Linked DNA regions of Homo sapiens: region 1 is linked to region 2. The links are chromatin loops, found by intact Hi-C in ENCODE. Cell type or tissue: IMR-90. All regions are shown on one strand. Links, peaks and the distances in the headings refer to the core of each region. The heading gives the core; the rest is flanking DNA.

What was found. Hi-C counts contacts between places; a loop is a spot of excess contacts. Peaks named below come from ENCODE experiments on the same cell type or tissue, not always from the same donor. Only the 100,000 strongest peaks of a DNase experiment are listed, where the experiment ranks them.
Region 1: it touches region 2 in a loop (8-fold over the local background); 1 of 110 quality-filtered maps calls a loop at or near these places.

The regions. Positions count from the first base shown.
Region 1 is chrX:45,553,894-45,559,741 of GRCh38, reverse strand. No RefSeq gene overlaps it. Among named protein-coding and RNA genes, the nearest start is that of LINC01204, 51 kb to the right of the region's middle. In IMR-90, for the core only: no CTCF peak of the experiment used is centred there; no DNase peak of the experiment used is centred there.
Region 2 is chrX:45,476,462-45,482,309 of GRCh38, reverse strand. No RefSeq gene overlaps it. Among named protein-coding and RNA genes, the nearest start is that of LINC01204, 26 kb to the left of the region's middle. RefSeq lists an enhancer at 1,045-2,244. In IMR-90, for the core only: no CTCF peak of the experiment used is centred there; DNase peaks (open chromatin) are centred at 2,169 and 2,919; H3K27ac peaks cover 675 bases.

The DNA of each region.
Region 1 (5,848 bases), core at 918-4,917, 77 kb before region 2:
CAGATTCAACATTGTATTAGTCCATTCTCATGCTGTCATGAAGAAATACCCAAGACTGGGTAATTTATAAAGAAAGAGGTTTAATTGACTCACACTTCCGCATGACTGGGGAGGCCTCAGGAAACTTACAATCATGACGAAAGACACCTCTTCACAGGGCAGCAGGAGAGAGAATGAGTGCAAGCAGGGGAAATGCCAGACACTTATAAAACCATCAGATCTCGTGAGACTTGCTCACTACCACGAGAACAGCGTGGGGGAAACTGCCCCCATGGTTCAATTACCTCCACCTGGTCCTGCCCTTGACACATGGGGATATGGGGTTACAATTCAAGATGAGATTTTGGGTAGGAAAACAGTCAAACCATATCTAACAATATTCCTATCAAACTACCAATGTCATTTTCCACAGAATTGGAAAAAATTATTCTAAAATTATTTTGGAACCAAAAAAGAGCACAAGTAGCCAAAGCAATCCTATGCAAAGAGAATAAAGTTGGGGGCATTATATCACCTGACTTCGTACTATACTATAAGGCCAAAGTAACCAAAACAGCATGGTACTGGTACAAAAACAGACATATAGACCAATGGAACAGAATAGAGAACCCAGGAATAAATCTGCACACTTACATTCATCTGATCTTCAACAATGTCAACAAAAATAAGCAATTGGGAAAAGATTTCCTATTCAATAAATAGTGCTGGAATAGCTGGCTAGCCATATGCAGAAGATTGAAACTGTATCCCTTCCTTATACCATATACAAAAATTACTCACGATGAATTAAAGATTGAAATGTAAGACCTCAAACTATAAGAATCCTAGAAGATAAACTAGGAAATACCCTTCTGGACATAGGCCTTGGCAAATAATTTATGACTAAGTCCTCAAAAGCAATTGCAATAAAAACAATAATTGACAAGTGGCACATAATTAAACTTAAGAGCTTCTGCACAGCAAAAGAAACTATCAACAGAGTAAACAGAAAACCTACAGAATGGGAGAAAATATTTGCAAACTATGCATCCAACAAAGGTCTAATATCCAGAATCTATAGGGAACTTAAATAAACTATTTGACAAGCAAACACAAATAACCCCATTATTAAATGGGAAAAAGACATAAACAAACACTTCTCAAAAGAAGACATACGAGTGGCCAACAAACACATGAAAACATGCTCAACATCAGCAGTCATCAGAGAAATGCACATCAAAACCACAGTGGAGTAGAATAGAGAGTACAGAACTAAACACATACATCTATGGTCAATTGATTTGCAACAAGGGTACCATGACCATTCAATGGGAAAATAATAGACTCTTCAACAAATGATGCTGGGACAACTGTATATCCACACGCAAAAGAATGAAGTTGGACTCCTACCTTACACTATATATGAAAGTTAACTAAAAATGGATCAAAGACCTGAATAAATATAAGAGCTAAAACCATAAAACTATTAGAAGAAAACACAGGGGTAAATCATCATGTCCTTGGATTCAGAAAATGGATTTTTAGATGACACGAAAAGCATGAGCAACAAAAGAAAAAGTAGATAAATTGAACTTCTTCAAAATTAAAAACTTGTTTGTCAAAGGATACTATCAAGAAATCGAAAAAGACAACCCACAGAATGGGAGAAAATATTTGCAAATCACATATCTAATAAGGATCTAGTATTCAGAATACATAAGGAACCCTTACAGCTCAATAACAAAAGGGCCAAATAACTCAATTTTAAAATGGGTAAAGGACTTGAATAAACATTTCTCCAAAGAATATATACAAATGGCCAAGAAGTACATGAAAATATGCTCAACATCCTTGTCATTAAGGAAATGTAAATCAAAACCTCAATGAGATACCACTTCATACCCATAGGAGGGCTATAATGAAAAAAATTAATGGAAATTAACAAATATGGGAGAGGCTGTGGAGAAATTTGAATCCTTATACATTGCTGGTGGGAATGTAACATTATATAGCCACTGTGGAAAACAGTTTGGCAGTTCCTTAAAAAGTTAAACATATAATTACCATATGACCCCACAATTCTGCTCCTAGGTATATACACAAAGGAATTGAAAACAGGTTCTCAAATAGATGTAAATGCATGCTTATAGCAGCACTATTCACAATAGCCAGAAGGTGGAAACAGATGTCTATCAATGGACGAATGGATAAACAAATAGTGGTACATACATGCAAGGAATTATTATTCAGCCATTAAAAGGAATGAAGTACTTACTGATTTATGTTCCAATGTGGATAAACCTCAAAAACATGCTAAGTGAAAGAAGCCAGGCATGAACGATCACATATTACAAGATTCTATTTACATGAAATATACAGAATAGGTAAATCTATATAAACAGAATGCAAATTGGTGTTTGCCAGGATCTGGGGGAGGAGAGAATGGAGAAAAAATGCTGAATGAGCATGGGGTTTTATTTTGGAGTGTAGAAATATTTGTAACTGGATAGAGATGGTAGTCACACAACATGGTGAATATACTAAATGCCACTGAGTTGTTCACTTTAAAATAATTAATCTTATGTTATGTGAATTTCACCTAAATACATTTTTTAAAAATCTGCTTTTTTCCCTATACTTCCAAGGCTTAGTTAATGGCACCACTATTCACACATTCATCCAAATCAGAAATTTGGAAATAATTCTAGATATCTTATTTCCTTCATAGAGAACATCCTATTGATGGTGAAGTCTATTTGGCCCTCTATCCTTTGAATTTCTTGCATTTTTCCTTCCACTCCATCTACTTGATGTATCTTAGCTTAGGTTATATACTACTGCAATAGTGTCCAACTGGACTCCCTTTCTTTAAATTTCAACCCCTTGAATCCCTCCTTCACAGAGCAGCGTGAATTATCTAGGATATTGATTTGATTCTCAAATCTTAGAGTGCATCAGAATTACCTGGAGGGTTTGTTAAAACGTAGATTGCTAGGCCCTATACTCAGAGGTTCTGATTCAGCAGGTCTGAGGTGTGGCTCTAGAATTTGCATTTCTGACAAATTCTCATGTAATGCTGATCTTGTTGGTCTGGAGGACCACACTTTGAGAATGACTAATCCATAACTTTATTGATTGATTACTTTTCACTTTAAAATCCTCTTGTCCTTACCCTAAGATGCTCCAGGGCCCTGCACCTATCTGCAACTTCAAATTTCCCTATGGCCTATCTTAACCATATCTATGTTAATAGTCAACTCTTCCATGAAAATATATTATTTAGCGTTATCTGCTTGTAAGCAACAGAAAGTAACTTGAGCTTATTTAAAGAAAAAATGAAATGTATTAGAAGTTCATCACAGACATAATAGGAAGTTTGGAGGACCAGACTCAGAAATAGACAAGAATGAAGACAGATCAGGTATGCTGGCAGCAGGGATTAGAATATGACCATCTGGTCCAAGAAGTAGTTCTGGAATGAATGCACTAGATGCTCCTCTACTTGTGATGGAGTTATGTCTCAGTTAAACCCATTATAAGTTGAAAATACGTCAAATATGTATTTAATGCATTTTAGAGTATTGATTGTTTACTCTTGTGATCACAAAACTGACTTGGAGCTATGGCTCACTGCTGCTGCCCAATATCGTGAGAGAATATCATACTACATATTACAAGCCTAAGAAAAAATTAAAATTCAGATTTTGAAGTACAATTTTTACTGAATGCATATCACTTTTGCACTATTTGAAAGTTAAAATATTATAAGTTGAATCATCATAAGTTGGGGACCATTTGTATATCTATTTTTCCATCCTTGGGTCTCTCAAGACAGAAAATTCGTGGAAAAAACTCTCAAGCATCTCAGCTTGGGTTACATGCTTCCTGGTAAAGGAAGGCACAGTCACTTGTTGTTGCACTGAGACAGCACACAGTGGAGAAAAATAATTATCCACAAGAAAATCAGGCTGTGGTTATCAGATTAGGGTGGCTGAATACTCAGGGAACAGAAAACCAAATATTTTCAGCACCATTTCCTTCTTTGTGCTTTACTGTACATTGCACCAACTTCCATATTACTTAAGACTCCTAGCCATTTTTGTGTATATGTCTTACTAGACTATGAGTACCTTGGAAACAGAAACTATGTTTCTTTTTTATTTCTAAAATTTAGCATAGCATGTGGCATTAAGCAGGTGTTCAACAAATGTTTGTTGAACGAATAAATACACAAAGAAATAAAATCGAATGGATCCAAAACACAGCTGAATTACAGGATGAAAGGGGGAAGCCAAGCATTCAAGTGAGGGGAAGAGAGAAGAGTGTAGTGGTTTGGGCAGTTTGTCAGAAGCTGTGAGCACACAAAAAGCTGTTCCTGGACATGAGAAAGTGGAAAAGTCACCTTGAGCCAGAGGAAACTTGCTATTTTTCCCCAGGACCAGAGATGCTTAGGGAGAAAATGCAGAATAACTTTTTTAAACAGCTTAATTGAGTTATAACTAACATTCAAGAAACTTTCCATATTTAAGGTGTACAATTTGATACATTTTGACACATGTATGAGCCCATGAAACAATCACTGTAATGAAAATAATGAGAATGTCCATCACCCTGAAAAGTTTCCTCATGCTCCTTTATAATCGCTCCCTCTAATCCCTGCCAGCACACCCCATCCCCAGTGCTTTCTGTCACTATGAATTAGCTTACATTTTCTAGAAGTTTATATAGGAGTCATACAGTATGTGTCATTTTTTGTCTCACTTCTTTTACCCAGTGTAATTATTTTGAGATTCATCTATGCTGTTGTGTGTATCAGTTCATTCTATTTTATTGTTGTATAGTATTCTAATGCACAGATACATCACAGTTAATTCATCTATTGACCTGTTGATGGGCATTTGACTTATTTCCAGTTGGGGGCTATTAAAAATAAGGTTGTTGGGAATACTTGTGTACAAGCTTTTGTAGAGACATATATTTTCTTTTCTCTTGAATAGATAACTAAGTGTGGAATGACTAAGTCATATGGTGTATGTATATATAACTTTTTTAAAAAAACTGCTGGATTTCTACTTCTGGCATGGCAGCATGAGGGGCTCCATGGATTTGTTTCCAGTAAAACTGGTAAAAATTATTTTTAAAGCAACCATTTAAAGTCTCTGGAAATTGTTCTAAGGAAATATAGAAAATGAAGAATATTTATTCAAGAAAATCTACTAAACTTAGTAGAAACTGATAGAGTCTGTGGTTATTTGAATCAAGATCTGTGCCCTCCATTGCCCATCTCAACTCAGCAAGATGGAAACTGCATTCCAGCCTGGTACAGCCAAGAACACAGGGTTCCCTTTCTCTCCAGCTCCCAGTCAGAGGGCTAACTTCTTGGGAGAGGTGAGGTGTCAGTATTTCTCATCCTGCCTCCAGCTACCCCTTGCTGAAGTTAAGATCCAGGTGAATGTAACCAAGAGGTAGGTGTTCCGTTCTTCCATGCAGTCCCCAATCATGGCATCGAGGCTCTAACTAGGTTGCAACATTGCTGAGAATACTAGGGCCCAATTTCCTTTGCTCCAGCTCATGGGAAGGGGGATTTCCGGTTGACAGAGGCAAGGCAAGAAGACCTAGGGCTGTTGGCTTCTCTCCATCTATCAAATATCCAGCTCCTAAAGTGAGATGTCACTCAGAGATGCATGCCATTTTCCATGCCCCAAGCATAAGAGCTATGTCTCAGAGATTTTCTCCAGGGGAGAAGCCGGTTGTACAACAGAGAGCTCCAAATCCCTACCTCAAGAAACTGACTTAATTTGTCACAGAATGTGGAGAAGTTCAAGCCTAATAATACTCTCAAAAACAGTAAAAACTGTAATGAAAGGCA
Region 2 (5,848 bases), core at 759-4,758:
CCTACCAATCTCTTCTCCTACATATGGCTGTTCAGGCCTTTGTTTTTCTACCACCATCCAAGCCCAATTCACCATTATTTCTTGCCTGAAATATCCAATAGTCAATTAACTAGTCATCCTGCATCTGCTCCTACCTGTTCCCCTATTCATTCTTCACCTAACAGCCAGAGTAATCCTTTCAAAATGAAAAAAGAATTAATAAGCATTTTTATTAAAGCAAAACTTACATAAATAAAAGTGTACACATTCTTAGCATCTAGTTTTGTGAATTACCACAAAGTGAATATGCCCATGAAAACGCCATCCAGATTAGGAAATAAAACATTACCAACATCCCAGGAGCTCCCCCACTTTACGTTCCTTTTCATTTAGTACTACCTCTCCTCTCAATATCCTTTCTACCATTATATATTGGTTTCAACCTAGTTCTGAAGTGTATGCAAAGGGAGTCATAGAAAAAGTACGCTTTTGTATCTGGATTTTTCCATTTGATAGTATGTATGGGAGATTCATCCAGTTACTGTGTGTAGGAGATGATCCTTAATTTTTGTTGTTGTATTTCACTTTTTTATTTAATATAATTTATCCATTCTGTAGTTGATAGACTGCTCAACCCACTTCTGGGTTGAGGCTGTTATGAACATACTTGTACAAGTATTTTGGGATTCATAAGTATGCATCTCTGTTGAGTATATACATTGGAGTGGAATTGCTGGGTCATAGGGTATGTGCATGTTTGGTGTTAGTAGATACTTCCATGTAGTTTTCCAATGTGGTTGTACAAATTTACACTTCCACCAGCAGAGTATGAGAGTTCCAGTTGCTTCATATTCTCACCAGCACTTAGTATTGTCAGTCTTTTAAAATTTGGCCATTCTTACTGTCATCTTGCCATTTCCTCAATGAAAAATAAGGTTAATACCATTTTAGATAATTAATGGCCATTTGATTATACTCTTTTGTGGGATTCCTATTCAAATATTTTGCTCATTTTTCCATTGCGGTATCTGAATTTTCCTTATAATATTCTAGATCTGAGTTTTGTGGCTTGCCCATTCACTCTCTTATTGGTGTTCTTTAAGAATATAAATTCTTAAAATAGCCCAATTTATTGATCAATATGGTCCAATTTATTGATCTTCTCCTTTATGGTTGGCACTTTTTGTGTCCTATTTAGAAATCTTTTCCAAGGTAATGAAGCTCTTCTCCTCCACTATCTTCCAGAAGTTTTATTGTTTTCTCTTTTACATTGAGGTCCACAATTTATCTGGAATTAATTTTTGGTTATGGTATAAAGTAGAGGTTAAGATACATCTTTCTTTCCACGTGATTTTCCAATTGACCCAACACCATTTATTGATAAGAATATCTTTTGCCTACCAAAATGAAAATGTAATTATGCTGGATTGGAGAGGAGAATAAAACTCTGGGCTTGGGATTCAAAATTATTTCTTATGGTATATTTTAACCTGAAACCAAGGTGTTATGGCTAAACTCCAGCAGAAAGCCTCTGTTACCTAGAACTGTTAATGAGCCCTCCCATCTGGAAGGAGAACAGAGAAGTAATCTTGAAATTGTAATTATTACCACACTCAATGCCATGAACTACCTGAATAGTTATGAACGAACTTCTGTTGATGGTTATACCCCTAAATCTCCCCAAAACTGAAGACAATTATGTCTACCCCTAGACAAATGAGTATTTGCTGTGCAAATGACCCTCTGAGGAGAAAGGTACTGACAATCCTTTGGGTACAAAGTGCTCTGATCTCCTTGGGTTGTAGAGATGTAAGCCAATTGTTTTGTCTTTTTCTCATTTCAGTATTGCAAAGACAAAGAGAATCAACTTTTAATTTATGTATCACTTTGGATTTTTCCCACTGCCAATCAGATTTCTGGGCGAGAGCTCCTCATGAATTTTCTGACAGCTACATGGATCACATGGGTGAGTTGTTCCTGATGTCTGATCCCTGATCCTTATGGATGCCTGGAAGTCTGAAACAACACATAGCTGGCCTATTACTCATTCTCCCTACACTACTGAGCTCCAGTGTTGCCCCTTCCCTAGGCTTAACCTCTCCCCCTATATTTGCTGACAGTCTCTTTGAAAAATTCTCATAACATATAGATACTGTCTAAGCTTTTGAACAAGTCTACTCCCCTTGACGTCAACTGTTCTGTTGATTTCCCCCAGCCTAATCCCTTACCACTCCCTTCTTTGCTATTCATGCTTGGTATAGTTTCTAGCACTCATCATGCTGATTCATGCCTCTTTACTTTTAGTTGTAATGTTTTCCCTGCCTAGACTACCTTCATTTCCCCACCTTCATTTCCACGCTAGAGGTGAAATTTAGAAACCTTCAAAAATCTATTAGTCACCAGGAAGCTTTCCTATGACTCAGGTAGGCTAAATGCCCATACCTACGTCTGTAACCACATATACCACATGATATCAGAGAGTGTGTTTATGTGTCCATTTCTCTTATGTTGGTTCTACATCTTATCTTTAGTCTCCCAACATCGAACACAACGCCTGGCACATTATAGTTGTTTAATAAATTCATGTTGAATGCACCTGAACAGCAGTAGTACAAGGAAAAGATTAACTTGCTCAGAAACTCTTGCATTTGGAGCTGAGGACCAAGTGGGTTGAAGTATTAAACATACTGCTGAGGTTGCTTGCCTTGGTTGGGGTCAGCCTAGACAACCACTCAGTCTAGAGTCACAGAGGAGACTTAAAGCTCAAAAGTTTGCAATTTGTACACAGACTCTCAGCTTATAGAATCAAAACTCCTTTTGCTACACATTTATTTCTAAAATTAAATAAATAAGTTTAAAAAGGCAACTGAACGTCCCCCATCTCATAGTTTCTTAAGCCAGCAGCAGACTGTATGACACATCCTTCAAATAACTGCGGTGTTCTGAGTAAGTGTTTTAAAATACACAGCCCAGCCAACAAAAGCACTCAGGGATCTTGTTGTTTATTTTTGAGCATTAAAAAAAAGTTAAAAATGCAGTGGTTGCTGAGTGTAGACTCATACCACACTAGCTCATTAGCCCTTTTAAAATATCCTGCATTGGAAAAATCTTTAATGCTAGAGCCCATTAAAATTTTGAAAATTCTAACATAGTTTTTAAAACATTATCCCAAATAATTTAGTAGGTGCTTACATTTTAAAAATCTGTAAATAATAAAAAAAATTAGTATAATGATAGCTTAGCTCAATTATTATTCTTACTGTAGTTGGTAACTTATAATACTTAAGTAATTATCTAATATACCAGCTAGAATCCAGAAAGATGCAAAGACTTTTTACTGTATTTTTTCTCCATTTGCACCCCAATTATGTATATTTCATGTCCCTCTTTGCTCTGTTGTGTTCCAGGGGGCCCTGTGGACTGCATTACCCAAGGCTCCTTTTCCATTTGACTTCTGGTTGTGCTATGCTTATAGAGATATTCATGGGGGATTAAAGAGTGGTGGAAGAGAGGTTGGGGTATTTCTTTACCTGCTTTCTCTATACATCAGTGCCACATTTCTGGCATGGCTGTGTTCCTGTATGACTACAGCTCCTCTGCCTTCCTCCACAGCTCCAGGTTTTCTCCTATTGGGAGTGATGATGGTTTTCCACTGAGACCAGTCTCTGAGTGCCTCAACATCCTTTGTTGGTTTTCTTAATCAAGCCCACACCCCTGTAATTAGTCCTTTCATTAATGTATTGTATTTGATTAATCTTGTTGAATCCTGCTACTTGCCAGGATTCCAACTGACACAAACTAAATTTAATGTATTTGTAGAGAACACTTCATATCACAATTGAGGTAAAGTCCTCCTATCCCCCATGGCGAGCACTGAATTAAAAGAGAAAACAGCAGAACTCATTAACAGAGATTCATAATTCACCAAGGAATTACCAATGAAGCTTAAGAATAGGAAATACCATTTTGAAGGCATCTTAAGATCCCCACTGCACTATGAATCTAAAGGAGAAAAAGTGTCAAAGTTTTAAATCAAGGGATGCACTCACAGGAAGAAAATCCCCACATTAACAACGCAAAAGGCAAATAAATGATACCCAGTCTTTACATAAAGCACAGAGACTTGATACTATCACTTGGTTGGACTGCAATAACTATTTGTCTCTTCTCTCCCCATTATTGATGCAACAAAATTTTTGAAGCACTTCCTTTGAAGAGCCACAAATTTGCTATAAGACTAAGCATTGTAACTATCCCTATCCCATTAGGGCCTAAGGTGAGAGGATGTAAGAATGGATCAGGAGAGGTGACCTCAGGAGAGCTGAAACAAGACCAGAAACTAAAGATAGAAAAATGTTCAGATTACTGATAGATTCCAAGTAAATCTAAAGCTAGGTAGAAATGTGCCAGGAAGAATGATCAGAGATTAAAATAGGTCCAGACTGGAGAAAGGATCTGAATAATGGGTACCAGCATCCAGGCAAGAGATCCAGAAGGCAACTTTAAGAATACAATGGATACCAAACCTTACCTCATTCCATCAGGTTTTATATATTTCCATTACAAGGATAAAAGCAAAACCCAATGAGGCTGATCCAATGACCCTGGCTATAGTATAATCAAAAATGCAAGAAAAAAGCAGTTCCTGATGAGAAGACTGGAAGAAATCATTTGGACCCTAAAATACCATTGTAGATTGGCTCATTAAATAAAAGATAAAGTTGTATTTTCAGGTTTCCTGAGTTTATTTTTCCACCCAGTGCTACACTTAATCAGGGTTTAGAGGTTTAGGGGTGGACACAAACTCAACTTGTTTTCTAAGATCATAATTTCTTTTAAAAGATATATGTAAACTTCCTTGGAATTACAGAAAAAAAGTTTTTATTTATTTATTTATTTATTTTAAGTATTTAACACTTCTGCTTCCAGCCAAAATGTAGTAAAAGGTCTGGCTTAATTTCTCACCTAAAATAAGCAAATAGTGGACAAAATGTATGAATCTATTATTTTCAATACAATGAGCATCAGGGAATGAAAGATTGCATATTAATTAGGGTTCTCCAAATAAACAGCACCAACAGGGATATATAAAAAAATGAGAATTGGCTTACATGATTGTGGAGGTCAAGAAGTTCCATAATAGGCTGTCTATGAGCTGAAGAAACAAGAAAGAGTTGGAGGTGAAACTCAGTCTAAGTCCAAAGGCCTGAGGACTGGCATTGTGGCCAGTGGGGGAGAGTGGGAGGGTGGGGATGGTGTAAGTCACAGATGGAGTCTGAAGGCTTGAGAACACAGAGCACTGATGTCTGAGAACAGGAGAAGACAGATGTTCCAGCTCAAACAAGGCAGATCAAATTTGCCCTTCCTCTACCTTTTGTTCTACCCATACCCTCAAGGGATTGGACAATGCTTGCCTACATTAGTGAGTGTGATCTTCTTTACTCAGTCTACTGATTTGAATGCTAATTTCTTCCAGAAACACCTTCAGAGACACACCCAGAAATAATGTTTTACCAACTATCTGGGCATTCCTTAGCCCAGTCAAGTTGACACATAAAATTAACCATAACAGACAGTGATCCCTAAAAGAAGGAAAACAATCAAGGTGAGTCCCTTGATTGGGTCCAGCTTAGTGCCTTAAGCTATTCCAGGCCACAGGAACAGGAACCCAAGTACAGCCTGGCAGACTTAAGGAGACAGAGGTCAGAATCTGTCTCCTGGGAGATCAAAACACTCACGGTTCACAGGACAGAGTACCAGAGAGAAGAGTGCTACACACAAAGAGAACCTGGAGATTTGCAAAAGGGCCCATTCAAGTATTCAGCTAGGTATGCATTGATCACTGTACACATGTAAGGAAACCACCTAA